Linked DNA regions of Homo sapiens: region 1 is linked to region 2. A link is a loop called in an ENCODE intact Hi-C map of the cell type or tissue named here. Cell type or tissue: heart right ventricle. All regions are shown on one strand. Links, peaks and the distances in the headings refer to the core of each region. The heading gives the core; the rest is flanking DNA. Region 1 overlaps ECD (ecdysoneless cell cycle regulator). Region 2 overlaps P4HA1 (prolyl 4-hydroxylase subunit alpha 1).

The links. A loop is a pair of places that touch in the nucleus more often than their neighbours do. Peaks named below come from ENCODE experiments on the same cell type or tissue, not always from the same donor. Only the 100,000 strongest peaks of a DNase experiment are listed, where the experiment ranks them.
Region 1: a loop joins it to region 2, with 2.4 times the contacts of the local background. A loop is called at or near these places in 3 of 110 quality-filtered maps.

The regions. Positions count from the first base shown.
Region 1 is chr10:73,126,640-73,142,412 of GRCh38, reverse strand. It overlaps ECD (ecdysoneless cell cycle regulator), which reads left to right. Exons shown (of 14, transcript NM_007265.3): 10 at 2,676-2,782; 11 at 2,918-3,104; 12 at 4,343-4,410; 13 at 5,495-5,709; 14 at 7,600-8,745. The coding sequence ends at 7,830. It overlaps NUDT13 (nudix hydrolase 13), which reads right to left. Exons shown (of 9, transcript NM_015901.6): 8 at 15,586-15,740; 9 at 10,590-11,710. The coding sequence ends at 11,510. Among named protein-coding and RNA genes, the nearest start is that of SNORA11F, 8.3 kb to the right of the region's middle. In heart right ventricle, for the core only: no CTCF peak of the experiment used is centred there; no DNase peak of the experiment used is centred there.
Region 2 is chr10:73,032,335-73,048,107 of GRCh38, reverse strand. P4HA1 (prolyl 4-hydroxylase subunit alpha 1) reads left to right here. Exons shown (of 15, transcript NM_001017962.3): 8 at 1,007-1,183; 9 at 3,057-3,127. Among named protein-coding and RNA genes, the nearest start is that of P4HA1, 57 kb to the left of the region's middle. In heart right ventricle, for the core only: no CTCF peak of the experiment used is centred there; a DNase peak (open chromatin) is centred at 8,539; H3K27ac peaks cover 980 bases.

The DNA of each region.
Region 1 (15,773 bases), core at 4,981-8,980, 95 kb before region 2:
CTGCCCTCCTCAGCCTCCCAAAGTGCTGGGATTACATCTCTACAATATTTTTAAGGTACATGATAAACCTATACACTTTTTTGTCAATTAAAAATAAACAAATAGGCCGGGCACAGTGGCTCACACCTGTAATCCCAGCACTTTGGGAGACCGAGATGGGTGAATCACCTGAGGTCAGGAGTTTGAGACCAACCTGGCCAACATGGTGAAACCCCATCTCTACTACAAATACAAAAAATTAGCCGGATGAGGTGGTGGGCACCTGTAATCCCAGCTACTCAAATTAAAAATAAATAAATAGCCAGGCACAGTGGCTAATGCCTGTAATCCCAGCTACTTGCTGAGATAGGAAGATTGCTTGATCCCAAGAGTCAAGGCTGCAGTGAGCTGTGATCATGCCACGCACTCTAGCCTAGGCGACAGAGTGAGACCCTGTCTTAGAAAAAGAAAAAAAAGAAACTATGCACAGAGATACTTATGTGTTGAGTGAGTGACATAATGGTGACATGATTTGTTACATAAATTGATGGCACCCTGTCTGAACTATTAAGAATGGATCAAATCAAGTTGTATAAAGGACTTGCTTTAATTGGATAAACATTTGCATACCTTGCAAAATCACGTAGGTGATGGGGAACTGTCTCTACTCTGTATTATTAATATGTAAACGTTACTAGGAGAGAGAATAAACCAAATAATCATAACAAAAGGCAAAATAAAAATCATTCTGGAATATCAAATGCTAAAGAGAGTCATAGTGAGAAGGTAATAAACTTTCACTAAGGTTGAAGCAGAGATGTTAAAAAAAGAAAGATAATGGAAGGCTTCAGGGAGGAGGTATTTGAGTTAAGTCTTAAAGAATGAGGATTTTTTTTCTTTTTATGGAGTCTCTTTTTTTTTTGAGACGGAGTCTTGCTCTGTGCCCAGGTTGGAGGTGCAGTGGCGCGATCCTGGCTTACTGCAAGCTCCACCTCCTGGGTTCACGCCATTCATCTGCCTCAGCCTCCTGAGTACCTGGGACAACAGGTACCCACCACCACGCCCAGCTAATTTTTTTTTTTTTTTTTTTTTTTAGTAGAGACGGGGTTTCACTGTGTTAGCCAGGATGGTCTCGATCTCCTGACCTCGTGATCCGCCCGCCTTGGCCTCCCAAAGTGCTGGGATTACAGGCGTGAGCCACCGCACCCGGCCAACGGAGTCTCGCTCTTGTCGCCCAGCCTGGAGTGCAATGGCACAATCCTGGCTCACTGCAACCTCCGCCTCCTGGGTAATACAGACTTTGCAAAAGTTAAAGAACTTCCCTGGGTTCTGGTTTTCTCATCTGTAAAACAGGATTATTACCTTCTATAATAGTAACAAAAGGACTCAATAAGAAAATGTATTTAAAGTGTTAGCATAGCATTTAATACATGCTAGATAAATTTTAATTGATGCTTTCCTTCTGGATCTTCTTTTCCTCGTATATAAAATATATATTATATGTATATTTTTATGTATTTTTAGTACGTGTTTTATATGTATATGTACTATTAACATAATACAACTGTATGTACATATATATACATATATAGAGAGAGACCCTGTCTCTGCATGTATGTATAGAAAGAATTATACGAGATCAGTGGCTTCATAATGATGTTCCATGGAGCCTGCTTCAGAGCCAAAAAGGAAGGCCAATTGTGTAGATCTCTGAGCTTCTATCCTCCAATTTATTTATTTTTATTTTATTTTATTTTATTTATTTATTGAGATGGAGTCTTGCTCAGTCGCCCATGCTGGGGCAGCTCACTGCAACCTCCACCTCCCGGGTTCAAGCAATTCTCCTGCCTCAGCCTCCCGAGTAGCTGGGATTACAGGCACGTGCCACAATGCCCAGCTAATTTTTGTATTTTTAGTAGAGACGGGGTTTCACCATGTTGGCCAAGTGAACTCCTGACCTCAAGTGATCTCCCCGCCTTGGCCTCCCAAAGTGCTGGGATTACAGGCATGAGCCACTGTGCCTGGCCTATCCTCCACTTTAATGAAGGCCATTTTTCTTTGACCCCTTCTGTATTTTAGAGTTCCTGGTAAAAGTTTTGTTTGAGAAAAAGGGATCTGCAACCTAAAAATATGCTTAAAAACAAATTAGAAGGCTGGGTGCGGTGGCTCATGTCTGTAATCCCAGCACTTTGGGAGGCCAAGGCAGGGGGATTATGAGGTCAGGAGTTCGAGACCAACCTGGCCAATATGGTGAAACCCCATCTTTACTAAAAATACAAAAATTAGCTGGGTGTGGTGGCGCATGCCTGTAGTCTCAGCTACTTGGGAGGTTGAGGCAGGAGAATCTCTTCAACCTGGGAGGCGGAGGTTGTGGTGAGCCGAGGTCGCGCCACTGCACACCAGCCTGGGCGACAGAGTGAAACTCTGTTAAAAACAAACAAACAAATTAGAGCCAGGTGTTTTGGCATGTACTTGTAGTGCTGGCTACTTGGGAGGATGAAGTGGGAGGATCATTTGAACCCAGGAGTTCGAGTCCATTCTGGGCAACAATGAAACCCCATCTCTTAAAAAAAAAAAAAAAAAACACTCCCCAAATTAGACTAGCTAATCCCTTCCAACCTTAAAATACTATGTATTTATGATTACTATTCTATGTTCTCTTATGAAGAAATACTCATGTTTTTTATTTTTCATAGTTCTCTTGCTATGAGCCCTGGTGAAGAAATCTTAACCTTATTACAGACAATACCATTTGATATAGAAGACCTTAAGAAAGAAGCAGCTAATCTTCCCCCAGAGGATGGTAAGTGATGGACCAGGATACAGTGGAAGGGTTAAAAAAAAAAAATTAAAATGTTCTACTCAGTCTCACAGGATCCTCTCCTAAGAGGACTTATGTGAATGTAGAATGGCAGTATTATGCTTTCTTCTTTTTCAGATGACCAGTGGTTAGATCTCTCACCAGATCAGCTGGACCAGCTGCTGCAGGAAGCTGTTGGCAAAAAAGAATCCGAGTCTGTTTCCAAGGAGGAGAAGGAGCAGAACTATGACTTAACTGAAGTCTCAGAGAGCATGAAAGCTTTCATATCCAAAGTCTCAACCCACAAGGGAGCAGAGCTGCCTCGGTAATTTGTGTTAAAGTATAAATATATAAATAGCTAGAACCCAAATGTTGAAGTCATAGTCATTGCCATTTCCACTTTTTTTTTTTTTTTTTGAGTAAATGAGTTGTACTGCTTGCTTTCTTTTTTGTGCCTAGTATAGTGATAACTTACTTATTTGAAGTCAGATTTCTAGAAGCCTCATCCTTTGCAATCCTTGAAATAAGCCAGAAAGATCACCCTAAAAACCATCATCCAGAACCACACAGGGAAACCATATACTTTACTCTTTAGTAGCTTTATGGGCTCAACATTTAACTTTCAACAAGTTCAGACCTCTGATCTCCCACCCTGCAAGCAGATTGGATACTGAAAAAGGAATTCATCAGAGGCAGAAATAATAACAGAAATATGAAACTACATTTGGCAAATAACAGGAAAAACAGGTAGATAGAATTATTACTTGTAGGCTGGGCGCGGTGGCTCATGCCTGTAATCCCAGTACTTTGGGAGACCGAGGCAGGCAGATCACGAAGTCAGGAGTTCAAAACCAGCCTGGCCAGCATGGTGAAACCCTATCTCTACTAAAAATACAAAAATTAGCCGGGTATGGTGGCGCACGCCTATAATCCCAGCTACTTGAAAGGCTGAGGCAGGAGAATCGCTTGACCCCGGAAGGCAGAGGTTGCAGTGAGCTGGGATCGTGCCACTGCACCGCAGCCTGGGTGACAGAGCAAGACTCCGTCTCAAAAAAAAAACAAAACAAAAAAAACTGTTACTTGTGTATCAAATATATCATTATTAGTGTTGATGCTCTTGAACCTGATGAAAGATATAAATTTATATTTGGTATTCTCTCTTTAAGAAAGCAGGGATAAGGGAAGATATGTTCTTGTTTATTTTTTAAGCTTTAGTTCTTAAAAGAACAGGCTTTATTTAAATTAACTCAAATAAATAATGGTTTTGCTAATGCTAGATATCTTATTGGGGCTAGAGAGTGGGTAGGTCCCTAAATCAGCATAAGCTAAATGTACATAAACAAGATGCAATTTTTACTTTTCATTTATCAGACTTTCCCATTTCTGTTGTCCTGCAAGGCCAGTAAACTCAAGGATTTTTAAAACTTAAACTACAACTTTTCTTGCTGTGCCTCCTTAGAAATTCTATCTTTGGTAGCTTTCCTAAGAATGGCACCACTTTAGAAAAGTTTCAAAGAGTTGTATTTAGAATAAATTAATTGTCTTTGTCCTTTAATATTGCAGAGAACCTTCTGAGGCTCCAATCACTTTTGATGCAGATTCTTTTCTTAATTATTTTGATAAGATTTTAGGTAAGTAGTGGTGTGATGTTGACTTTCATTTTGAAACTGTTAGTAGTATGGCTGTTGCTAGAGCATTGGTTTATGAGATATCTCAGAAGCCAAAATGTTTGCTTTCTCTTCCTGGTTTGAGTTGCTTTCAACCATGAATTACTACCCATGAATAATTTTGTAGAGGCTGCCTAGCTTAGTGTTTGACATATATAGTAGCTGCTCATTAATTTTTTTTTTTTTTTTTTGAGACAGTGTCTCGCTCTGTTGCCCAGGCTGGAGTGCAGTGGCACGATCTCGGCTCACTGCAAGCTCCGCCTCCTGGGTTCATGCCATTCTTCTGCCTCAGCCTCCTGAGTAACTGGGACTACAGGCGCCTGCCACCACACCCAGCTAATTTTTTTGTATTTTTAGTAGAGACGGGGTTTCACCGTGTTAGCCAGGATGGTCTCGATCTCCTGACCTCATGATCCGCCCATCTCAGCCTACCAAAGTGCTGGGATTACAGGCGTGAGCCACCGTGCCCGGCCTCATTAAATATTTGAGAGTGACTGAATGCTGTGTGTTTAAATAGGGTTTTACCTTGGCTCCCATATTATATTGTTCTTTTTTGGAATTACTGTACTTACAAATCAGTAATAAAAAGATAACTCAAAAAATAATTATAATATGTATATATGTACAGAACTGCAGAGAGAAAGATTGGGATACCCGGAAACTGCTAAAAGATGCTTACCTCTGGGGAGAGAGTGAGATTGGAGACAATACTTGTATGGCTTGAATGTTTACATCAAAATGTATTCATTTATTAGGTATTTTTAAAAATTTTTTAAGAAAAATATTTTAATTAATTGAATTCACTTTTTTTTAAGCTAAATCTTTTGATTCAGCTTGTACGCTTTTCCACAACATTAAATGCACACATATCTGCCAGCATTACCATTTGTAGAAGGGATTTTTGTGAAGTAGACTGACTGTGTGTATTAGTCTTTTTCTGTGGGTAACATTCTAATTATTTTGAGATGTGTAGTAACTAAATAATAATAATAATAATAATAATAATAATAATTACTAAGTGGCTCTTTCTTTCTTGGGATCTGTGTAGGGCCAAGGCCTAATGAGTCAGATTCTGATGATCTGGATGATGAAGACTTTGAATGTTTAGATAGTGATGATGACTTGGACTTTGAAACACACGAACCTGGCGAAGAGGCTTCCCTGAAAGGAACACTTGATAATCTCAAGTCATACATGGCCCAGATGGACCAGGAACTAGCACACACCTGCATCAGCAAAAGTTTCACCACTAGGAACCAAGTGGTATGTGTGTTTTTAACCTCTTTCTCTTTCTGAGTCTAGTATGTCAGATAGCTAAAACCATATTTTATCATAGTTTTTCTTTTTTTGGTGTGTGAGATTTGAAATAAATAAGAATGTTAATTGTTTTCCTAACTCTGGTAGGATAAAGGATCATAGACTTAATTTTCCAAAACATAAGCTTCATTATATTACTTATTCTACGTTATCTATCAGGATTTAAAATAAAAAGTCATATAATATGCTCAAATTAGAATGCGATTGTACACTACTACTTCTTAAATACATTTTTTTTCAAAAGTAGTTTAAAAAAACTACAGCTTAAATGGATTTTAAAAAAGAGAGGGCACATGTTCTCAAGACCTTTTGAGACTATGCCTTGGGCCACAGTGGATTAAAACAAAATAACATAAGTAAATAAACAGGATCTTAAACATTCAAATAACTTTCCAGTTTTAACAGTTTATTTTGTATTTTTCCCTAATTTAGAGCCAAATTTAGGATTCACCTTCCGTTTATGTTTTCATCCTAGTTTTTAATGCCACCACTGTCTAATCCTAAACAGAGGTATTATGGAAAGAGCAAGAACCCTGGAGTCTTATGGGTTAGGGTTTGAAGTCTAGCTCAGCTGTCCACTGTGAATGTATCTATAAACCAGTAATCCTCATATCATAAAATTAACATGAGAACCAAATTAGACAGCAGTAAAACCTACAATAGGCCTTTAATTAATGTTAATTCTCCTTGCTTTGATCATCTAAACCACTTTTAAAACTATAGTCACTTCCAGAATTGTCAAAATCTAGTAGAAACCATACATTAGATTTATCTAAAGCAGTATTTCTTAAATTTTAATGCGAATATAAACCAAAAGATCATGTTACAACATAGATTCTGATTAAGTAGGCCTGGGATGAAGCTTGAGATTTTCCTTTTTTTTATTATTATTTTGTTTTATTTTATTATTATTATTATTATTTTATTTGAGATGGAAGTCTCCCTCTGTCACCCAGGCTGGAGTACAGTGGCACGATCTTGGCTCACTGCACCCTCTGCCTCCTGGGTTTAAGCAATTCTCCTGCCTCAGCCTCCCAAGTAGCTGGGACTACAGGTGCGCACCACCGTGCCTGGCTAATTTTTGTATATTTAGTAGAGACAGGGTTTCACCATGTTGGCCAGGCTAGTCTCTGGAGCTCCTGACCTCAAGTGATCCACCCACCTCAGCCTCCCAAAGTGCTGGGATTACAGGCATGAGCGACCACTCCCAGCTGAGTTTTTCCATTTCTAATAAGCCCCAAGCGATGGAGACTCTGCTGCTCCATGGACAATGCTTTGGGTAGCAAGGACATAAAAGTCTATCGAGCTGTAATCTTTCAAATCCTTTCCCCAGCTTGTGGAATCAGAGGCCCAACTAACAATTTAGAATCTTTGTGGTTGGAACCACAAAGCCTTGTGTTTTTACTTTTAAGCTTTTTCACTGGGGGGAAAGAAAGGAACACTCGCTTCTTTCATTTTGAAGAAAATTTACATTATTATTTCATTTAATATTCACTTTTATGTTTGTTTCTTTTAAGACTCTTAGACAAGTTATAAATGTACCTTCTTAATTCTATTAGCCCTTGAGCTATTTCAAAATAGACATGCAATTTATTCGATTTGCAGGAATCTTTCCTGGAGAGAAATGTGTTATAACCTTTAGAACCAAGTTTTATTATGTGTGCTAGGCCATATAACTTGTAGACTTCATTTTCAGTTTATATCACCAAGGATAAGAAGTTTCCTTTTTAATTTGGAATGCAAATTTACATTGTGGCTTAGTTATCTTTTTATTGTAACCACCATGCAACCTAATGATACATTAGCCCATAATTTTCTTTTCCCTCTATGAATAAGGAACCTGTATCCCAGACTACCGATAACAATTCAGATGAGGAAGATTCTGGTACGGGAGAATCTGTTATGGCACCAGTAGATGTAGACCTGAACCTGGTTTCAAATATATTGGAATCCTATAGCTCCCAAGCTGGACTGGCAGGACCTGCTTCCAATCTTTTACAAAGCATGGGAGTGCAGCTGCCTGACAACACCGATCACAGACCAACAAGTAAGCCAACAAAAAATTAACCAGCACATTTAGCTTCTCTTTTTTCTTTTTAAATAAATATTGAATATGATTCTGTTCATTTCTAGTTTAGATTACTCATTTAGTAAAAATGTTTCTTCATTACAAGTTTTACAGATTGACTTCTCCATGAGCCCCAAATGTGGCCCTCTTGGCACAAGTCTTTGTGATCTCAGCTGTGGGTTATACACAGGTTTTGAACTCGGCAGGGTAGAATCTAGCCCCTAGACAACCTTGAGATGAAATTCACACACTTCATGCTAAAGACATACCCTACCACAATATACCCTTGGAGTAATTCTAAATATTTAAATTTCTCCCTTACTGCTATTCATCCTCAGATCAAAATTTCAAGTTGACAAATTTGGATTTGAAAACTCATTCACTTTTTCAATTTTTTTAATGAGGCATAACATGCATATGGTTAAGTGCACAAATCTTAAGTGTACAGTCAGTGAATTTTTGCATGTATGTATGTACCTGAAGCAAGATATAGAACTTATTTACTTGTAAATAACAGCTATATTGATATGTCACATACCAAAAAATTTACCCTTTAAATTATACAATTCAGTGGTTTTTAGTATATTTACAAAATTGTGCAACCATCCCTACCATCTAATTCTAGAATATTAGAAACCCCATACTCACTAATAGTCTCTCATTCCCTTCTACTCCCAGCCCCTAGAAACCACTAGTCTACTTTCTGTCTCTATGGATTTGCCTATTTTGGATATTTCATACCTGATACTGTACTTAATTGTTTTAATTAATTAATTGGTTTGATATTTAATATAACTGATATATCTTTTGCTAAGATGAAATGTTTATTTCTTAAAATGATGCTCATATTCCTCCTAAAATAAATCAAGTATTATCTATATATCATAAAATTCACCATTAAAAGCAAAAAAAAAGTCTTCTTTACAGACAGCTCCATATACTGACCATGTTTTTATAATCTAGGTCTCTGGATTCTTCTTTATTATTGTATGCAGCAGAGAGATGCCTTTACTATATCTTACCCTATCCAAGTAAAAACAATGGAAATAGTTTCATACTGTTCCCTCTCCAGTGACCAAGGGAGGAATTAGGAGAATGGTGTAGTAGAGTTCTCATCTGAGAACTTACTATCACGAACTAATAAAAACTGAATATGGCCGGGCATGGTGGTGGGCGCCTATAATCCCAGCTACTTGGGAGGCTGAGGCAGGAGAATAGCTTGAACCCGGGAGCCGGAGGTTGCAGTGAGCCAAGATTGCGCCATTGCGCTCCAGCCTGAGCGACAAGAGCGAAACTCCGTCTCAAAAATAAATAAATAAAAACTAAATATACCATATCCCACTCCAATCCTTTGTCTTCCTAGTGTTCACTGAAATGAACTAAGGAAGAGGATAAGTGTTACACATTGACTAAAGTAACACATCAGATGATATTGTGCAACATTTTAACATTTTAAATAATAATTATTTTAAATATATTTTTATTGTTTGTTTTGAAGCTACATTTCTCATGTTAAAAATGGGGCCAGAATGCCGTCCCAGCTCAACTGTGAGAAAAAGGTTTCCCCCCATCGCACTTGTGGTACATTAGGTTTATCTTCATTGAGGATTAAATATTGGGTAGAGAAAGGGTGATAGGCAAAAATATAAATGAAATTTTTTTTTATTCTGGTTGCCACGGCTGACTGACTTTCAGCCAGGCTCACAAGATTTTACCTGTTTTTCTATTCTGCATCATGGACCCAGATGGGTTCTATTTATCCTTAGCACCTTCATAATTTATTGCCCATGTATATATTCTCAGGTCAGGTAGGTCCTGTACCAAAGTTTCTTTTATTTATCTGCCATTTTCAGTATTCCAGGCCTGCTCTCTTCTGCCTCAGCTTTCAGATATCCTTGGGGTTCTACAGCAAAGCTCTTTTCCCACTCACTACTGAGAAGCAAAGTTCAATGTTGCAGCTCCTGCTGTTAGCCACTCTCATCTTTTCTTTTCCAAAAACACATTAATCAAAAAACAAACAGTTACTCCATGGTAAGTTTGGGAAACTCATAACCAGGAATTCCGCACACTCCCCTTTCTATCAGTATTTTCAGATTGGGGATGTGTACACATGCGCTCACAAACACACCCACATAGAGATAGAAAAGATTGGGAGATGGTAATACACATGGACCCTGAACTGTTTTCTTCTAACTGCAAGATATGAAGAAATCTCAGGACCTCTCTTTTGTGAGTGCTTTTCCCTTCTGCATGCTGGGTTCAGCCCAGGTAAAGGCAAGCTGCCAATCTAACAAGACAATCAAGTCCCATCACATATTATCCCTCAACATTTCCTGATGAAGGCACTTTGATTTCCCCAAAGCAATGATGGTTTGCTGGCAGTGGAGAGAGCAATGACCTTTTGAGATCAAAAGGAAATTCAGTGCTTTAACTTTTCTAGTTTTAGAATCTCTTTAGTGCTATGGGACTTTGGGACTTAGTCCTATGGGACTTTGACATGTAAATAACCTTAGGGTCTCTGGAGCTTTTGTCTTTAATCACAAATAAGTCCCTAGAATCTTCTGAAGATATGATTATTTCCTCTTTTCAGCAAGACCTCTAACATTCCTCCTGCACATTGCTTCAGTTGTTACACTGACTTGAAACCTGGACTTAAATGTTTAATTGTCACCAATAGGGATCCTTTCCCCTACCCCCAAATTCTCACCTTGTAAAATTTTCTCAATTCACAGGACAGAAAAAGACATCAGAACAAAGGTGTGGAAATTTCTTTTATTTTCCCCAAATAAACTCTTCTCCCTTATGGCATCATATATGAATGATGAGAAATCCTAAATTTAGTTTATTCCATAAAGTTTAAGAAATAGGTCAGGTTTGGCATCTGTTTATCTCCACCAATCCCTTTGTTAATCAACACGTTGTGGATGTGCAAATGCCAGCAACTGTTTTATTTAGGAAAACAGGCATGGCAAAGCAATAGTCTTTTCCCTGGGTCACAAACTGAGCATGTGACAGAGCTGAAAACAGCGAAAAAGATTTACTGTCTGGAGTCCCATTGGGATTCTACTTCCTCAACAGAGCCTCAGGGCATCTGATTTATTATAAAGTACTCTGAGTCATAATGACTTAATTGTGACTTTTATTTAACTAGCATGTTCATGTAACTAGAATGCACCTGTACATGAATTTTAAAATGTCATACTGTGCTATTTTTCTTAATTCTGTAAGGGTAACAAGTAACTCAGTAATGACTTAAAACTTGCTATATATTTTCAATACTAAGATAAAAGTTTTAACCAAACTTACAACAGGCACATTTTGGCAGTTAGTGTAAACACAACATTAACAAGCCATATGCCAGAAGATGTTTGCTTCCAAGGCCTTAGAGAAAATGACTGAACAAGGGCCTACATCCAAACTAATGCTTCCCCCTTCCCCCTGATTTTTGACAGTTGACAGCTCATCAGTTTTCTTCTCACACTGGCTTTTTTGATTGCCCATTGGTAGGAATTTCTTCCATTAACACTGCTGATAGAAGTGTCTTACTGTAGGCTCACCCTTTGCTCTGCCCTTCTGAGGTCCTTCTGCAGCTTATCTTTTGTCACTTCTCCTTTGTCAACTGATCTCTAGTTTGTCCCTCAGGAATACCAAGGAGCGATCTAAGTGACTTGATCCGGGCTAAGCAGGCAGGGAAGAACAGGTCTGTTTTTCCACCCACTCCTTAATCAGTTGGTGGGAGATGGCTAACTTAGGGGGCAGCCAGAATGGGAAAGTCCCATTCTGTTGCTGAGTATAGGGGCCCTTTCTCTTCAGGGCTGTGGCTACCTCATCATGACTGAACCAGGCAGCTGTCTCTAATTCTCTCAAGTTCACCTGGATCTGAAAGACATAAGGAAGAAAAGGATGTAAGGTCAGGAGCTACAAAATTTAGAATACTATGGCCAAAGGTCAGAAAATGATTCTAGAACTAAGCAATCTTAGAAGATAATACCTGGGATCTTCAGGTTAGGTGAAAGTCAGTTCTAGATACTGCCCAGAAGCAAAAGAGGCATAATTAAGAAATGAGAGTTTTATATGTGTGTGTGTGTGTGTGTATATATATATATATTTTTTTTTTTTTAGACGGAGTCTCTCTCTGTTGCCCAGGCTGGAGTGCAGTGGCGCTATCTTGGCTCAATGCAAGCTCCACCTCCCAGGTTCACGCCATTCTCCTGCCTCAGCCTCCTGAGTAGCTGGGACTACAGGCGCCCGCCACCATGCCCGGCTAATTTTTTGTATTTTTTAGTAGAGACAGGGTTTCACCGTGTCAGCCAGGATGGTCTCGATCTCCTGATCTTGTGATCCACCCGCCTTGGCCCCCCAAAGTGCTGGGATTACAGGTGTGAGCCACTGTGCCCGGCCGAGTTAAATATATTTCTAACATAGTAAAAAAAAAAAGATAAGATACATTAAATAAATCCTGGAAGTACAAATACTAAAATGTTAAGAGTGGTTAACATTGAGAATAAATTATGAATAATACCTATTTTTCCTTGTGTCTCTATTGATTGTATAAATTTTTCAATTAAAAAAGAACATACAAATATTACTTTTTTTTTTTTTGAGATGGAGTTTTGCTCTTTTTACCCAGGCTAGAGGGCAATGGTGTGATCTTGGCTCACTGCAACCTCCCCTCCCAGGTTCAAATGATTCTCCTGCCTCAGCCTCCCGAGTAGCTGGGATTACAGGCACCCGCCACCACACCTGGCTAATTTCTTTGTATTTTTAGTAGAGACGGGGTTTCACCATGTTGGACAGGATGTTTTTGAACTCCTGACCTCAGGTGATCCACCTGCCTCGGCCTCCCAAAGTGTTGAGATTACAGGCGTGAGCCACTGTGCCCAGCCACTCTTTTTTTTTTTTTTTTAAAGGGTAAGGGTTAATGATAGTCAAAAGCATAGTCTCATCTTTGCAAGAAGCAAAGTAATGCAAACTTCATCCCAAGGAAGCTGAAATAGATTAGATATTCTATAAAAACCAAAACATACAATAGGCAAACTTTGGCAGGCAGAGACCATCAGTCAGTGATGCTAGAGAAGTGCAAGATGAGATTGGATAAAACAATGTCTAGCCGGGCATGGTGGCTCATGCCCATAATCCCAACACTTTGGGAGGCCAAGGTGGGAGGATCACCTGAGGTCAGGAGTTCGAGACCAGCCTGGCCAACATGGTGGAACCCCCATCTCTAATAAAAATACAAAAATTAGCCGGGCATGCTGGCAGGCACCTGTAATCCCAGCCACTCGGGAGGCTGAGGCAGGAGAATTGCTTGAACCTGGGAGGCGAAGGTTGCAGTGAGCTGAGATTGTGCCACTGCACTCCAGCCTGGGCGACAAGAATGAGACTCCATCTCAAAAAAAAAAAAAAAAAAAAAAGACAACGTCTTAAGTTTCTTTCAACTACAAGTACCTATAGTTTTATATTTTTAGTTCCCAGCATCCTGACTGACTTGAGCAATAAGACCAATCCTGCAGTCAGTCATTAAATGATGCCTGATTGTGCGCCTACTATATGTAAGACACTCTTAACTCCTGACAATAAAAGGTAAATTGTCTTATATAAACAGTGTTGGGAAAATTGGATATCCACATGCAAAAGAATGAAATCGGACCGTTATCTTACATCATATGCAAAAACCAACTTAAAATGGATTAAAGACTTAAATATAAAACCTGAAACAATAAAATTCTTAGGAGAAAACATAAAGGAATAAATTTCTAGACATTAGACTGGGCAGTGGTCTCTTAGATATGATACCAAAGCACAGGCAAGAAAAGCAAAGATAGACAAGTAGGGATTCTATCAAACTAAAGCTTCTGCAGAGTCAGGGAATCAATCAACAGAGTGAAGAGACAACCTGCAGAATGGGAGAAAATATTTGCAGACCCTCTATCTTATAAGGAGTTAATATCCAAAATATATAAGGAACTTCTACAACTTAATACCAAAAAATAAATAAGCCAATTTAAAAATGGGCAAAGAATCTGAATAGACATTTCTCCAAAGAAGGTATTCAAATGGCCAACAGGTATGTGAAAAGGTGCTCAACATCACTAATCATCAGGGAAATGCAAATGAAAACCTCATACCTTCTTTGATGGCTACTATTAACTCATACCTTCTTTAATGGCTACCATTAAAAAAGTACAACGGACAGCAAGTATTGGTAAGGATGTAGAGAAAAGGGAACCCATGTACACTGTTGTGGGGAATGTAAGTTGGTGCACCTACTATGGAAAAAAATATGGAGGTTCCTCAAAAAATTAAAAATAGAATTACCCTTTGATCTAGCATCCCACTTCTGGATTGAAATCTAGATCTTGAAGAGATATCTGCACTCCCATGTTCACTGCAGTATTCACAATGGATGAATGGATAAAGAAAATGTGGTATATACTATAATAGAATATTATTCAGCCTTAAAAAGGAAGGAAATCCTGCAGTTGCAACAAGATAGATAGGCCCAAAGGACATGCTAAGTGAAATAAGCCAGACACAGAAAGACAAATATTGCATGATCTCACTTATATGTGGAATCTAAAATAGTCAAACTTACAGAAGCAGAGAGTAGAATGGTGGTTGCCAGGGGCTGAAGGGAGGGGAAAATGGAAAAAGTTGCATGCCAGGGGCTGAAGGGAGGGTGGCCACTGGTCAAAGGGTACCAGGTTTCAGTCATGCAAAATAAGTTTTGAAGATCTGTACACCATAAGGTCTACAATTAATAATACTATATTATACACATAAAAATTTGCTAAGAGAATAGATCTCACATCAAGTGCTCTTACCACAAAATTAAAAAAAAAAAAAAGTGGGGTGGGAGAAAAATAAAAGGGGTGGGAGGAAACTTTTGTAAGTGATGAATAAGTTTATGGCATTGATAGTGATGACGGTTTGATAATTTCAAGGGTATATACTTCTCTGCTGAAGCAGGAGAATCACTTGAACCCAGGAGGCGGAGGTTGCAGTGAGCCGAGATCGCGCCACTGCACTCCAGGCTGGGCGACAGAGTAAGACTCCGTCTCAAAAAAAATAAAATAAAATAAATTGTCTCGTGATTGACATATATGCAAGGGAGAATGGAGATTATTTGCTTCCTTTACTAGGTTGCAAATTCCTTGAGGGCATAAATCATATTTAATTAAATTAATTAATTAATTTACTTTCAAGATGCATTCTCACCCTGTTGCCCAGGCTGGAGTGCAGTAGCGCGACCTCAGCTCACTGCAACCTCCACCTCCCAGGTTCAAGCGATTCTCCTGCCTCAGCCTCCCAAATAGCTGGGACTACAGGCACCTGCCACCATGCCGAGCCAATTTTTGTATTTTTAGTTGAAATGAGGTTTCACTATCTTGGCCAGGCTGGTCTTGAACTCCTGACCTCGTGATCCGCCCACCTCAGCCTCCCAAAGTGCTGGGATTACAGGCATGAGCCATCGCACCCGGCCTTAATTTTTGTATTTTTAGTAGAGATGGAGTTTTGCCATGTTGGCCAGGCTGGTCTTGAACTCCTGACCTCAAGTGATCCGCCCACATCAGCCTCCCAAAGTGTTGGGATTACAGGCATGAGCCACCGTGCTCAGCCCTAAATCATATTTTACACATGTTTATGTAATCTAGATGATGCTGGACTAGACAAGTGCTTAATAAGTACTTGCTGATGAGCAGGTTGGATGAAGCAAAAGAAATATCACAGTATAAGGGAAGATGAGAACTTACTTCTGTCTGCCCTGGTTTCACAGTTGCATGGCAAGCAATCATGAGTGAGCCACTAGGGAAGGGCCAATGCTGGGATGCATAGTACTGCAGGCTTTCCACCTCCAATCCCACCTCTTCTGCAACTTCTCGGCGGATGGTCTCTTCCACACTTTCACCTACAAGCACTCAGATTAATTCAGGACAGCCCT
Region 2 (15,773 bases), core at 6,133-10,132:
ACTACTCATATTCCTGCTTATGTGACATACTTGTTTTTGTTTTGTTTTGTTTTTTTGAGACAGCTTCTTGCTCTGTCACCCAGGCTGGAGTGTAGTGGCATGATCATGGCTCACTGCAACCTCTACCTCCTGGGCTTAAGCAGTCCTCCCATTTCAGCCCCTCAAGTATGTGGGACTACAGGCAAGTGCCCTCATGTCCGGCTAATTTTTTAAATTTTTTGTAGAGACGAGATTTCGCTGTGTGACCTAGGCTGATCTTGGTCTCCTTGGGCTCAAGTGATCCTCCTACCTCAGCATCCCAAAGTGCTGGGGTTATAGGCATGAGCCACCATGCCAGGCCTGACATACTTGTTTAATTAAGAGAAGTAGGCAACAAAATAACTTATTAATATAATACATAGATGATTGAAGGGAATTTGTTTTGTTGACTGCTCTATTTTTATACTGCCTAATAAAAGCATCTGGGATCTTTGTTTAATAACTTATTTTTTCTTTTTCAGAGCTATCCATTTTTTATTTTGCCCTTAAAAAAATTCCTTTTTTTTTTTTTTTTTTTTTGCCACAAGCATTTAACTGTGAGGTATTTAGGAAAACCTAGTTTTTTTTTTCTTCTAGAAACTTTTTGTCTCTGGGTGCTTTCCAGTTACTTTGTGCCATTTAGAGCAATGCCAGGCATTCATTTAATATTTTCATAAACATGGCTTTTTTTTCATATTTAAACATTTGAACTTTATTTTGATGAGTGAAGGGTTAAAAGAGATACACTACCTTTCTCCTTATTTAAGACCTCGCCTCTCTCACCCAGAAAATAATCATTAATACTGTATTTAAAATTCTGAACATCCTGTTTGAGGCAAAATATTTGCAGAGTACTGCTTCTTTTGTATGTTTTTCCAGAGATACTCTGTATATGCAAGCATGATTATTGTCTCTTATCTGCATAGGAATAGATATTAAAAGTATTATTACTGTAATATATTCATCATATTCTTAACTTTATGTTTAGACCCCTCGGAGACAGAAAAAACTCTTTTGCCGCTACCATGATGGAAACCGTAATCCTAAATTTATTCTGGCTCCAGCTAAACAGGAGGATGAATGGGACAAGCCTCGTATTATTCGCTTCCATGATATTATTTCTGATGCAGAAATTGAAATCGTCAAAGACCTAGCAAAACCAAGGGTAAATAATGTTTTCTTTCTTTCTCCTCAATTTACTGTACCTTTGTATCAATTTTTCTTTGTAAAAAAATAGGATAATTGATATACGAATAATGCCACAGATTTTTTAAAGATATTTTGCCTCAGCATAATGGAGTTACTAATGATGCTGTGTTTATGCCAGTTTTTCCATTTGTTATCAACACAAGTAATGTACCCTTAACTGGGTTTTAAGCACTGAATTATGAAAATTATTGTGAGATTTTTATTCACCATTAACAAATTTGTGTTTCACTGTCTTCCTGATAAACTTTTCTCTGTATTTTGGAGTCTTTTAATCTCAGAGGCTACTCAAAGCCCAGCTTTTTCACTTCTGTATTTTTACTGAAAGAATACCGTGGAAGTATTTTTATTCCCTTTTAGGCACATTGTTACTATTATAAAAAGATATAATTGGGCACAAGTATTATGTTAATTTGAAATGGTGATAGTTTTCTGACTTTAACCCACAGAATTTATCTTAAAAAGAAAAAGAATCTAACGTAAACCCAATCTATAAGCTTAGTGTTGAGCATAAAAACTCTTTAGTGAGAATGTGGAAAAGACTACCCTTTATGCTCTTGCCTTTTCCCCCATCAGCTTGTTCTTAAAACATATTTGGTCTTCTTGATAGTAAAATACAAGCTGCCATCACTTTCATAAAGAGATTGTTGAATAAATTCTAGGCATGCTTTGCTGTCTTACACAGGAGTTGGCAGATTTTTTCCATAAAGGTCAATATTAGATATTTTTTAGGCTTTGGAGGCCATATGATCTCTGTCATGACTATTTAGTTCTGCCATTATAGTGCAAAAGCAGCCAAAGAAAATATGTAAATGAAAGAGTGTGGCTATATTACAGTAAAATTTTATTTCCAGTGGCAGGTAGCAGGCTGAATTTGGTCTGTGGCCATAGTTTGTTGACCCTTATTATATCAAAGGTTTGAATTATCTGGATATCTATACTACAAAATGAAGTTAGAATTTCTTTTAGAGTTTTTCTGCTTCTCCAAATTGGTGGTTTTTTTTTTTTTTGGCCAAAGATTACATTATAAATGCAAAAGACTGGTCTAACATTAATATATATTATTGGTGCCATCCAAGGTAATTAATTCATTTCAACTTGGAGATCAAGTTATATTCTGGAGATTCCTCAATTTGGATTGTTTTTGATCAATAAATTTAATGGCAATAAAATTTCATGCTCTCACAACCTCAGAATCATCGTTCCATTAAAAAAAATTGAAATTATTATCTAGGCGGTCACCTCTTTCTTGCTGTTTTTAACATTTATGAGCTCTTTTCCTCTGCCTTTGTTCTCAGTCCAAGATTATTTCACTGTATATGTTAATGAGAGTGGCTATCTTGAAGGGACAAAAGATTGACCTTAAAATGAATTTTAAACATTAACCTGTGCAAACAGTTCCATCACTAAAAAAAATTAAAGTCAAAGGTTTTGGAATGGATCATTAATTGCAAATAGGCATTCTTCTTTTTTTCCCCTTCTCTCCCCACCCCCAGATGGCTATTTTAACTGTAAATTAGACTTCAAATTTTAGATATGTCTCTTTTTCTTACTGTCATGTCCTTTCACCATTGAAAGAAATTTAATTTCCAATCTCTTTTGTTTGTATGTCCTCCATCTATGCAAAACAAAAAATTGAAGAAAAAAAAAAAACCCCAAAAACCTAAAAAACTAACTGGCTTTCAAGGCTCAGCACAAGGTGACTGGAAGTGTATGGAGTTATTTTCTCTTTTTAGCCTCCTTTGTAAAAACCCTGGAATTCTGACTGGTTGGGTAAATGTGATTCAGTTTTTTGTTTTGTAATGCAACTATTTTGATGGTTGGCTTCACAGCTGAGGCGAGCCACCATTTCAAACCCAATAACAGGAGACTTGGAGACGGTACATTACAGAATTAGCAAAAGGTAAGAGATGTGTATGCTGCATATTTTGCCCTCTAATGAGTGTTTTATACATCTTACAGGAATTATTCATTTAAGGAAAGTGGGTCATTTTCAGTCACCAGCTCAAGTCACCACCCTGTATATAAACAGGATAACGCATGGATAAACTGCTTTGTGTTTCACAGGTCTTTCTCCTTCACTAGAAGTTCTGTTTTTAACCTTTAATTGGTATGTTATTTTTAGGGAATTAATATGCTTTTTATCTTTCTTCAGATCAGGTGTCAAATATCCAGGAAGTGGCCTGATACTTGTTTTCTTTTTCCCTTTTGTTGCCAAAGGGGGAAATAAAGCAGCAGCCTCCTGAATCTGGGAGTAGTAGTCTTCACCTATGCAGTTTTCTCATATTCATAAATGCTGCGGTGATTCATATCCTCCTTCATGGTGATTACGTTGGCATTTGTTCATACATCTTGTAAAATAACATTGTCATTATGTAGTAATCTGTATTCCTCCTGTTTGAGTTTTTTATTTAAAAAAATTCGCTGACTCAAAAGTTGGCAGTAGGAAGAACAGAGTTACGCTTCTGAGCTCTGTCTTCCAAAAATTAGTTGTAAACTTAGTTGCCTTTTACTTTGCCAGAGAGATTTAAAAACAGTTTTATCTCAGTGAGAGGTTTGAAAAATGAATTTAAGGAGTCTACTATTTTTTTTCAAAATATTTAAATAACTTCTAGATCTGAGAAAGTTTCTGTGAAACCCAGTGCTATAAATCATTTACATACAGCTTCAAATGATTTTTTGTTTAAAAAAAGTGAAAGGACAATAAATCTACAACAAAAATCTGTCAACTCATTTTCTCTTGATTTGGAAGTGGCTGTTCTTACTGCCACTTTTCTAAATGTTTTTGTGGATTCGAGACCATTACCCACCATCCAGACCAATCTGAACCCTTCCAATCACCTGTGGCTTGGCAAAACAAAACAAACAAAAAGCCCAAAATTGCCTGCTACTGGAGTAAGTCCTTGTCCTTTCTCTTTTTTTGTAGCTGAGCCGAGCTACAGTACATGACCCTGAGACTGGAAAATTGACCACAGCACAGTACAGAGTATCTAAGAGGTAAGGGAGTAATGGAGAGAACTTTAGTCATATTTGGACCATTTCTTTCTTGGGAATCTAATTTTCTGAAAACTCATGATATAGTTTCTAAGACCTAGGTGGTTAGGCATAGATGTTTGATAATATCTGTGCTGGAGTTTTCATGACGGACTAATAAACATGGTTATGGGGCAGTTAATAGGGGTTTTCCAAAGTAACATTAACTTACATAATGTCTGTTGAGGCTCCCCAAACTTTGATAAGTGAAATGTGTTCTCATATTGAACTAAGAGAAGTTCCCAAATTCCCTTCATTAAACAAGGCCTCTTTTGGACTCTGCAGTAAAGCAGGGGTTTAAAAATCTCAGGGTCACCTAGTAGCTGCAGGTATTGCGTAAGTAAGTGCCTTTATAACAAAGCCTTTGCAAGTTCCTTGCTTTTAACAGTGTTTAAAGATAATCTTATTAGGTTATTAGTTGATTGATCACTAAAATGTTTTTTAAAAAGAGCTCACTGTGTAACTTAGAGCTCACAGAATTGGGTGACAGTATTACAATAGAACTCCTTTTCCATCTACTTGTGAAGGTTTCTCGGCTCTCATGAAAATAGAAATATCTTTGTGCTGAATTTTTATTCTAACAAGTAGAATATTTATCCACAGACACAATAACTAATGAAATATAACAAACATAAGCCCCATCCATCTCATTAGGAACATCTTAATACATTTTCACTTGTTTATACTTGATAATGATTGTTTAGTCATGTTATTTAGATTAACAAATGTGAATAATAATTATAGTAACAATCCAGAAGATACTATCTTTAACACAGCCTTTTTATAGGTCTTTAACACAGGCTTTTTGTTTTAGGAAATTCATATTTTTGTTAATTGTATAAATATTTTTAATATAGATAAGTATAATGTGATAAATAAAAGATTTTCAGGCATAAAAATGTGTCACTGTAGGACAAGGTTTCTTAACCTTATCAATAGCACTATTGACATTTTGAGTCAGATAATTCTTGTTCTTGGGGGCTATCTTCAGCTTTGTAGGATGTTTAATAGCATCTGTGGTTCACTGGATGCCAGTAGCACCCTTCCTTAAGTTGTGACAATCAAAAATGTCTCCAGACATTGTCAAATGTCCCCTGATAGGTAAAATCCCCACCACTACCTCTAGTGACTCCACCCCTGTTGAGAATTAACTGTTCTAGGATAAGAATGGAATGAAACTATAACATCAAGAAAAAAAAAAAAGATGTAAAATGTCCAAGTATTAAAAAATATTTTGTTCACATATTTTAAGTGGATGATGGTGGATATCAAATCATTATGGTATTTAGATTCCAGTGGATACATTTAAAGTAATCATTTTTTAGAAATTACCAACGTTTTCAATATGACAATTCAATCATTCGAAACTAAATTATGAAAAAATTTAGTTGTCAACTAAAAAATTTATGCAAAGGCAAACATAGATTTTAACAGGCATTTTAGGAGGTACTCAGAGAAATTTTGAAGATTACTGCTGTCTTCAAAAAGAAAAAGATTAGGCTGGACCGAATGTGTTGATTCAGCATTTCCTTTTTCTTTTTTGGGCAGGACCATATGCCTTTTATATATTAACCTTAAACGTTACTATACACGTCTTGGTTTCTTGTCTCTGCTGTATAACACCACCTGCCCTTTTGCCCCAGTAAGAGAGAAAAATTTTTTTTCTTGCCTATCACTAGCTTCATAGCTGAGACCCCTATAACAAAAGACAGATTAACAAGAGAAAATCATACAAATTTATTTAATACAAAATTTACTTGACAAGAAGCCTTTAGAAATGAAGACCGCAGCCTGAGCAACATGTTAAAACCCCAACTCTACAAAAAATACAAAAAAAATTAGCCAGGTGTGGTGGCATGTACCTGTAGACCCAGTTACTTGGGAGGCTGAGGTGGGAGGATCACCTGAGCCTGAGGAGGTTGAGGCTACAGAGAGCCACAGTGAGCCATGAGCATGCCACTGCACTCCAGCCAGGGTGACAGAGTAAGATCCTGTCTCAAAAAAAAAAAGAGAAAAGAAATAGAAAAAAATGAGAACCCAAAGAAACAGGGAAACCTGTGTATTTTTATGCTAGGTTTGATGAGTGGATAGTCATACAGAAGTATGATGAACAAAGGGGATATGATCTAATGGTAATAAACTGGGGGAAACTTAGCAAAGCCTGTTTGTTCACATACCTCTTGGTATCTCTGTGTCTCAGGATAAGGATGTTCATTTCTTCCAGGTAGAGAGAGGATACTTCTGGATTGAAAGTCTTATACTACTTTAGAGGAAGGTCAGAGAATTCTTTTTTTTTTTTTTTGGGGGGGGGATGGAGTCTTGCTCTGTCGCCCCCAGGCTGGAGTGCAGTGGCGCAATCTTGGCTCACTGCAAGCTCCGCCTCCTGGGTTCATGCCATTCTTCTGCCTCAGCCTCCTGAGTACCTGGGACTACAGGCGCCCGCTGCTGCCCGGCTAATTTTTTGTATTTTTAGTAGAGATGGGTTTCACCGTGTTAGCCAGGATGGTCTCGATCTCCTGACCTCGTGACCCGCCTGCCTCGGCCTCCCAAAGTGCTGGGATTACAAGCATGAGCCCGTGCCTGGCCTAGACAATTCTTTTATAGCCTGCTTAAGGGGAAAAGAGTGGGAGAAGGTCAGAGAGACCTGCTTCTGCTCAAATGCTACAGTGCCATATTTTGGGGTTGAGTGTCCTGAACCCCATTAGAAGACATGAAGAAAATTTAAATTTGCCATAATATGATTTTCATTTTAATCACAGGAGCAATTATCCTTAAGGAACACTAATAGATAGTAAGGATTTGCAGAAACTAATTTGCATAGACATGTTTTGAGATATGATTTACAGTGCTTCTGAACATTGCAATTAACCCGATTTTTACATTAAGCTAATTTTCCATTCTATTACAGAACCTAATTCATATCTACAAAAAACCCCTTCTTTAAAAAAAATAAAAATTAAACTGTTAACAGATTTTATCAGATTATTGCATGGTTTTACACATTTTTTGTCATAAAGTTTGTAAATAGCTAAATCCTCTAGATTTGCATGCTTCTAGGAAGCATATAAAACAAAATTACGGCCAGGAGTGGTGGCTCACGCCTGTAATCCCAGCACTTTGGGAGGCCAAGGTGGGTGGATCACAAGGTCAGGAGATCAAGACCATCCTCACAAACATGGTAAAACCCCATCTCTACTAAAAATACAAAAATTAGCTGGGTGTGGTGGCGCGCCTGTAATCCCAGCTACTCGGGAGGCTGAGGCAGGAGAATGGCTTGAACCCGGGAGGTAGAGATTGCAGTGAGCCGAGATCATGCCACTGCACTCCAGCCTGGCGACAGAGAGAGATCCATCTCAAAAAAAAAAAAAAAAAAATTCATGAATTCGATGTTTTGGAAGACTGTTTGTTTTTGGAAATTTTCTATGTATGCAATGACCCTTTTGAAGAAATATCCAGCCCACAGTCAATGGACTGTTGCCAATAAATCAAAATAAATCACTGTAGGAAAGTGATCTATACACTTAAAAAAAAAAACTAAATATTGCTAAACATTTCAAACCTATTTTTTAAATATTCTAACTTTGTAGCTCTTAAGCAGTTTTATTGGATTTTTGAGAAAGGTACAACCATACTTACATATTATAAATGATAGCAGAAGGTATTTAGCTACTAGCATTAGAAGGCCGGGCATGGTGGCTCATGCCTGTAATATCAGCACTTTGGGAGGCTGAGGTGAGAGGATGGTTTGAGCCCAGGAGCTTGAGACCAGCCTGGATAGTATAGCTAGACCTTGTCTCTATTTACAAAAAATTAAGAAAAAAATTAGCTGAGAGTGATGGTGCACGTCTGTAGTCCCAGCTACCCAGGAGGCTTAGGTGGGTAGATCACTTGAGCCTGGGAAGCAGAGATTGCAGTGAGCTGAGATTGCACCACTGCACTCCAGGCTGGGTGACAGAGCAAAAACTCTGTCTCAAAAAAAAAAAAAAAAAAAAAAAAGGCCATCTCAGTTGCCAAATGGAAGAAAATTCGTGTTCTGATGTCAGTTAATTTAATCCCTTGTAGCCTGGGAACATCTGTATTTTGAATGATTTAGAAAGGAATTTCAAATATCTGTATTTAGAGAACTGTCTAAGCGATGACATCACTTTCAGTGGAAGTAATAATTTGTTCCAGCATTTCAGCAAATAGAATTTTTTTGGCAAAATATTTTTGGAACTCCTTTAGTATTTAAAAAACATAAAACAGGCGGGGCATGGTGGCTCACGCCTGTAATCCTAGCACTTTGGGAGGCCCAGGCGGGCAGATCCCGAGGTCAGGAGATCGAGACCGTTCTGGCTAACACAGTGAAACCCCATCTCTACTAAAAATACAAAAAAATTAGCCGGGCATGGTGGCGGGTGCCTGTGGTCCCAACTACTGGGGAGGCTGAGGCAGGAGAACGGCAGGAACCCAGGAGGCAGAGCTTGCAGTGAGCTGAAATTGCGCCACTGCACTCCAGCCTGGGCAACAGAGCGAGACTCAAAAAACAAACAAACCCATAAAACAAAAAAGGCTTTTTTTTTTTTAAGAGGCAGGGTCTTGCTCTGTCATCTAGGCCTAAGTCCAGTGGCATGATCATAGCTCACTGCTCCTTCCAACTCCTGGGCAGAAGTGATCTTCCTACCTCAGTCTCCCGAGTAGCTGGGAATACAGGTGCTCACCACCATGCTTGGATAATTTTTAATTTTTTATTTTGTAGAGACAGGGTTTCACTATATTGCCTAGGCTGGTCTCAAACTCCCGGGCTCAAGTGATCCTCCCAGAGTATTGGTATTACAGGCGCGAGCCATTGCATCCAGCCAAAAAAGGCTTTACTTATGTTACTGACAATCTGTTAACTTTTGGCAAGTCATCTCTGTCTTTTCCACTATTAAAAAGCAAATAAAGGCCGGGCACGGTGGCTCACGCCTGTAATCCCAGCACTTTGGGAGGCCGAGGCGGGCGGATCACGAGGTCAGGAGATCGAGACCATCCCGGCTAAAACGGTGAAACCTCGTCTCTACTAAAAATACAAAAAATTAGCCGGGCGTAGTGGCGGGCGCCTGTAGTCCCAGCTACTTGGGAGGCTGAGGCAGGAGAATGGCGTGAACCCGGGAGGCGGAGCTTGCAGTGAGCCGAGATCCCGCCACTGCACTCCAGCCTGGGCGACAGAGCGAGACTCCGTCTCAAAAAAAAAAAAAAAAAAAAAAGCAAATAAAAACCCTAAGAATTTACTACAGCTTGTAAATGAAAAAGCTAATAATTTTGGGTAGATCAGAGAAATGGAATTTGAAGTTTTTGAAATGTAAACATTCAGTTTTGTGCTCTGAAAAGATAGTTAAGTGAACTCATAAAGTCTAGTTAAAGTAATATAAATAATGACCTATGCAAATAAACAATAATCTGTTTAGAGTGGTAGAAAAGCTTTTTTGATTCTGGTGGGAAAGTGATTTTCATTTTTTTACTCTGAAGTGATGATTTCCTACAATACGGTATTTATGATATCATGAATGTAACATGATATATATGTATATGTGTGTATTTATTTATTTATTTTATTTTACTTTATTTTCTTTCGGAGACAGGGTCTCACTCTGTCGCCCAGGCTGGAGTGCAGTGGCACAGTCATGGCTCACTACAGCCTCCACCTCCCAGGCTCAAGCAATCCTCCCACCTCAGCCTCCTGAGTAACTGGGGCTACGGGTGCACACCACCATGCCCAGCTAAGTTTTGTATTTTTGTAGAGATGCGGTTTTGCTTTGTTGCCCAGGCTGGTCTTGAACTCCTGGGCTCAAGTGATCATCTCACCTTGGCCTCCCAAAGTGCTGGGATTACAGGCATGAGCCACCATGTCTGGCCTTAAATATATCATAAATATGTTATTTAGGCTTAAGATTTTGTTTACCCTTGTTACTAAGGAGCAAATTAGTATTAAAGTATAATATATATAAACAAATACAAAAAGTTTTGAGTGGTTCAGCTTTTTTATTTTTTTTAATGGCATAACTTTTAACAACACTGCTCTGTAATGGGTTGAACTGTGGTACTCAGACTGAGATAACTGAAATGAGTGGATGTATAGTGTTATTGCATAATTATCCCACTATGAAGCAAAGGGACTGGATAAATTCCCAGTCTAGATTATTAGCCTTTGTTAACCATCAAGCACCTAGAGAAGAATTATTGGAAATTTTGTCCTCTGTAACTGGCACTTTGGGGTGTGACTTATCTTTTGCCTTTGTAAAAAAAAAAAAAAAAAAATATATATATATATATATATATATATATATATATATATATATATATAGTGGTTTTCGATTAGCTAATCATAGAATATTCTTATGTGTGTGTCGGGTTAGAAGAAGGTAGTGATCATGTTCAAATTACATTACTGACATTTTTCTTTGGAGCTTTCCTTACTCACATATTAGAAGTGTAGTTTTGCAGTGTGAGAATGTTGCTCCCTTACTCTGCGCATTCTAGTGGTATTTTACAAAATCATGAAGTTTTTTTTTTTTTTTTTTAACAGCGGAAACTCAGTAGAAAGGAAAAAAGCATAGAAATGTTACTCTAATTGAATGCACAGCTTTGGCTTCAGGTCCTGTCATTAAGGCCAAAAGGAACATACTTTGGGCTATTTAATTTTTAATGGAAAAAAAAGGACACATATAAAGTTATCTGAAGAAATAGTTCTTTTTTCTCCTGGCACTAAATTGTGTTTTATGGGGAAAAACACTGTATAATTAGTTGACATTTTCAATTACAGTTATACAAAAGATAAATGATCTTCAAATGATTTTTCCTATTAAATGCTATAACATTAAAAAAAAATCCCAACTCAGTTAAAGCACTGGGTACTAGAAAGCAAAACCTCTGGATTTCTTATGATTTAATCTAACACAGGAATAAGACTTCCAGGTCCTAGAAGAATGGACAGTTAACATACATTACAGTATAATGGTCTCCACTGAATTTTAGTAATGTTACAATGTAAATTCAGAGCTGAGTTTTTAGATAACCTATTATGTCTATAATAATGTCACTGAAGACAGATTAGCAGTAATTGTTAAGGATGGGATCCAGATGAGTAACTTGAAGATAGTTCTTAAACTAAGGAAAGTCTTAATGTATTTTGGGCCAGGTGTGACGGCTCACACCTGTAATTCCAGCACTTTGGGAGGTCAAGGCAGGTAGATTGCTTGAGCTCAGGAGTTTGAGACCAGCCTGGGCAACATGGTGAAACCTCATCTCTACAAAAAAATACAAAAATTAGCCGGGCGTGGTGGTGCATGCTTGTAGTTCCAGTTACTCCGGAGGCTGAGGTGGGAGGATTGCTTGAGCCCGGGAGGTAGAAGTTGCAGTGAGTCGAGATAGCGTCATTGCACTCTAGCCTGGGTGACAGAACCAGACTCCATCTCAAAAAAAAAGGGAGTGTTACTATATTTTGGAGGGGATTTTACATGAAAGTCAAATTAAATGAAATAACTTCCCATGCATCAGTAGAATTCATTTTCCTCTGTAGTGACTACAACAGAACTACAATTAAGATGACAGTTTGACAGTTATTTTTTTTTTAACCTACAATCAACATTGGTTTTAACTGCTAAGCCTCAAACCCTTCATCAAGATTTTTTTTTTTTTTTTTGAGACGGAGTTTTGCTCTTGTTGCCCAGACTCGAGTGCAATGGCGTGATCTCGGCTCACTGCAACCTCTGCCTCCTGGTTCAAGAGATTCTTCTGCCTCAGCCTCCCAAGTAGCTGAAGTTACAGGTGTGCACCTTCACACCTGGCTAATTTTGTATTTTTAGTGGAGGCGGGGTTTCACCACGTTGGTCAGGCTGGTCTCGAACTCCTGACCTCAAGAGATCCACCCGCCTCAGTCTCCCAAAGTGCTGGGATTACAGGCGTGAGCCACTGCGCCTGGCCGAGATATGTTATGATATAACAAGAAATGCAAATAAAAACTTAAAAAATTTAAACCATTAAAATATTTTTGCCTTGCTAAGATTGACAAAGAATAAAAGGATTGAAACTGGCAAGGGTTTTATGAAATGGGTAGGTGTAAATCATTGCAACTGTTTTGGAGGGAAATTTGACATTTATCAAAATGTAAAAGTCATTTAGCAATTCCACATCTAGGAATTTATCGTACAGAGATACTCCCACAAGTGTGCAAAGATATAGCATTTTGTTACAATATTGTTTATAACAGAGAAAAATTAGAAATAACCTATTATTTAACCAGTACTTAATTGGTAGACTTTCATGGCCATTCCTGGAATTAAAAGTTTGTGGTGGTGTTCTGTTGTTTTTTTAAGAGATGAGGTCTCATTCTGTTGCCAAGGCTGGAGTGTAGTGGTGTGGGCATAGCAACCTCGAACTCCTGGGCTCAAGCAATCCTCCTGCCTCAGCCTCTAAGTAGCTGAAACTATAAACCTGTGCCACCACACCTTGCTCATTAATTTATTTTAATTTTTTTTGTAAAGACGGGGTCTTGCTATGTTTCCCAGACTGGTCTTCAACTCCTATCCCCAAACGATCCTCCCACCTTGGCTTCCCAAAGTGCTGGGAGGTTATTAGATTTTTTTTTTTTTTCTAAAAGCAGTAGTTTAAAAGGCAGTGAGGGATGGGAATATAAAGTGGTGTCACTGCTGTGGAATATAGTCTGCCAGCTCCTCAAAAAGTTTAGGGTTACCATGTGATCTAGCAATTCTACTTCTAGGTACATACCCAAAATAATTTAAAGCAAGGAGTCATATACTTGCACACCTATGTTCATAACAGCATTTATTCACTATAGCCCAAGGTTAGAAGCAACCCAAATGTCCATCAACAAATGAATGGATAAACATGTGGTATATATAGATAATAGAATATTATTCAGCCTTAAAAAAGGAAATGAATTTCTGATACCCTGCTTATAACATGGATGAACCTTGAAAACATTATTTTGGCTGGGTGTGGTGGCTCACACCTGTAATCTCAGCACTTTGGGAGGCTGAGGCAGGCAGATTGCCTGAGTCCAGGAGTTTGACACCAGCCTGGTCACCATGATGAAACCCCGTCTCTACTAAAAATACAAAAAACTATGGTGGTGCATGCCTGTAGTCCCAGCTACTTGGGAGGCTGAGGTGGAAGAGTCACCTGAGCCCGGAAGGTTGAGGCTGCAGTGAGCCAAGATTGCATCACTGCACTCCAGCCTGGGCAACTGGAGTTGAGACCCTGTCTCCAAAAAAAAAAAAAAAAACCACACACACATGTTAAGTGAAATAAGCTAGAATTGACAAATATTATATGATTCTTCTTACAGGAGATACCTAGAATAGGCAAATCCATACAGACAGAACGTAGAATAGAGGATTACCAGGGGTTGTGAGGAGGGAGAGATGGGAGTTGTTGTTCAGTGGGTACAGTTTTCTGTTTGGTTTTGATGAAAAAGTTCTGGAAATGGATAGTGCTGATGGTTGTAAGGTATTGTAAATGTACTTAACACCAGTGAATTGTACACTTAATTAAAATGGTAAAATTGCTGTTATATATATTTTACCATAATTTAAAAAATAGTCTAAATGGCTAATTTTATGTTACATGTATTTTACCACAAATTTTTATTTTTTTAGAGATAGGTTCTCATTCTGGGGCCCAGGCTGGAGTGCAGTGGTGTGATTGTAGCTCCCTGCATCCTTGAACTCCTGGGCTTAAGTAATCCTTCCGCTTCAGCCTTATGAGTAGCTAGGACTACACAGGCACACGCTACCATGCCTGGCTAATTTTTAAACTTTTTTTGTGGAGACAGGGTCTTGCTAGGTTGCCGAGACTGGTCTTGAACTCAAGTGATTTTCCTGCCTTGGCTTCCCAAAGTGCTGGGATTACAGATTTGAGACACTGTGCCCATCCTGTTTAACTTTCCTGATGTTATTCTTTGAAGCATAAAAGGTTTTTATTTGGATAATGTCCCATTTATTTATTCCTTTTGTTGCCTGTACTTTTGATGTCATAGCTAAACCATTGCTTCGTCCAACGTCACAAAGATTTGCTCCTGTGTTTTCTTCCCACAGTTTTTATAATTTTAGCTTTTACATTTAGGTCTTTGATCCATCTTGAGTAATTCGTTTTAATATAATGTGAAGCAGAGGTCCAGCTTCTTTCTTTGCATGTAGATAACCAGTGTCCCATGACCATTTGTGGAATGTAACAAGCATTTCTTACTTTTGCAGTTTTAAAGGAGTAAAGTGAAAGACTGGAGTGGTAATTTGCTAGAATGGCTAAAGTGAAGGTATTTTTCTTGGTAGCAGGAGACTTCAATAAGCAAGCATTGACAAGGAGGAGATTAAAGATAAAAGGGAGGCAATAACTGCTGGAGTAAGGCATCTAGAGTTAGAAAGCATAGAATCAAAAGCATAGATAGAAAGTCTGCCTCTATAAGGCTGAAGGACGATGATTCTACCAAAGTACAAGAGGAAAAGATAAGACTAGATATTTAAAAGTTGTTGGTAGCAGGGAGGGAAGTTGAAGATATCAGAAGACACGTTCTCTGTGGGTGATAGGTTCCAGGATGGAATAGGAACAGTTTGTTCATGAGGCATTTAGTTCGAAGCTTTATTAGAATGCTTTCCAATTTAGCATTGCAATTACCTGTAAAAATCAAGTCAGTAGTTGGTTGGTTGCTTATAAAGTTCAGACATCCATCAAATTGTGCTAGGCAGGAAAGACAGGTACATTGACATATACCAGATTAGTTCTACCAGGAACTTGGGCAGAATTAGAAGAAAAAAATTCTTAATATACTTAATCAGCTATATTCTTTACAACAATAACACTTTGATTCTTCCCATTTTTGCTACACTGAGGAATTCTGTAATACTCAGCCAGTCCCAAAAAATTTGCAAGATATCACCAAGCAAATAATTTTAGTAATATAGGATAAATCTAAGAATCCACCCTGTTTGTCATGTTAGTTTCATGTTGGTAATGATTAGTAAAAACTTCTTTCTTCTCCATGTCTTTCTCTTGTTAAAGAAAAACCCACACACTCTCTCTTGCTCTCTCTCTTACGCTTGCTCGCTTCCTTTGTCTGTCTGTGGAAGCTTTGGCTTCGTCTGGCAGCGGGAGAGGTAAAGGAAAGCTTCTCTAAAGAAGTGGTAACTAAGGTGATATCCAGAGTCTTAATTTTGCAAAGTGAAAAAGAATATTCTGGGCAGAGAGAAGAGCATACGCACTAGCCTTAGGCCTAGAGGAAATACGTTCTTGAGGAAATGTTGCTGCTGTCCTGAGAGGGAGGCAGAATATAGTGTTGGAGGCTGTAAATTAGGAGACCAAGAAAAAGCAGCCTGAGATACTAGAGGAATTCCTGGAGAATGAGTGTTTGAGAGAGTTTCCAAAAGGATGAGTATTGTCACAAATGTTACCAAAGGAACAAATACAATGAGAATTGAAAAATGTCATTAGATTTAGAAGCACAATAGGGCTGTGGGTAAGATTAGCAAGAGCAATTTTGA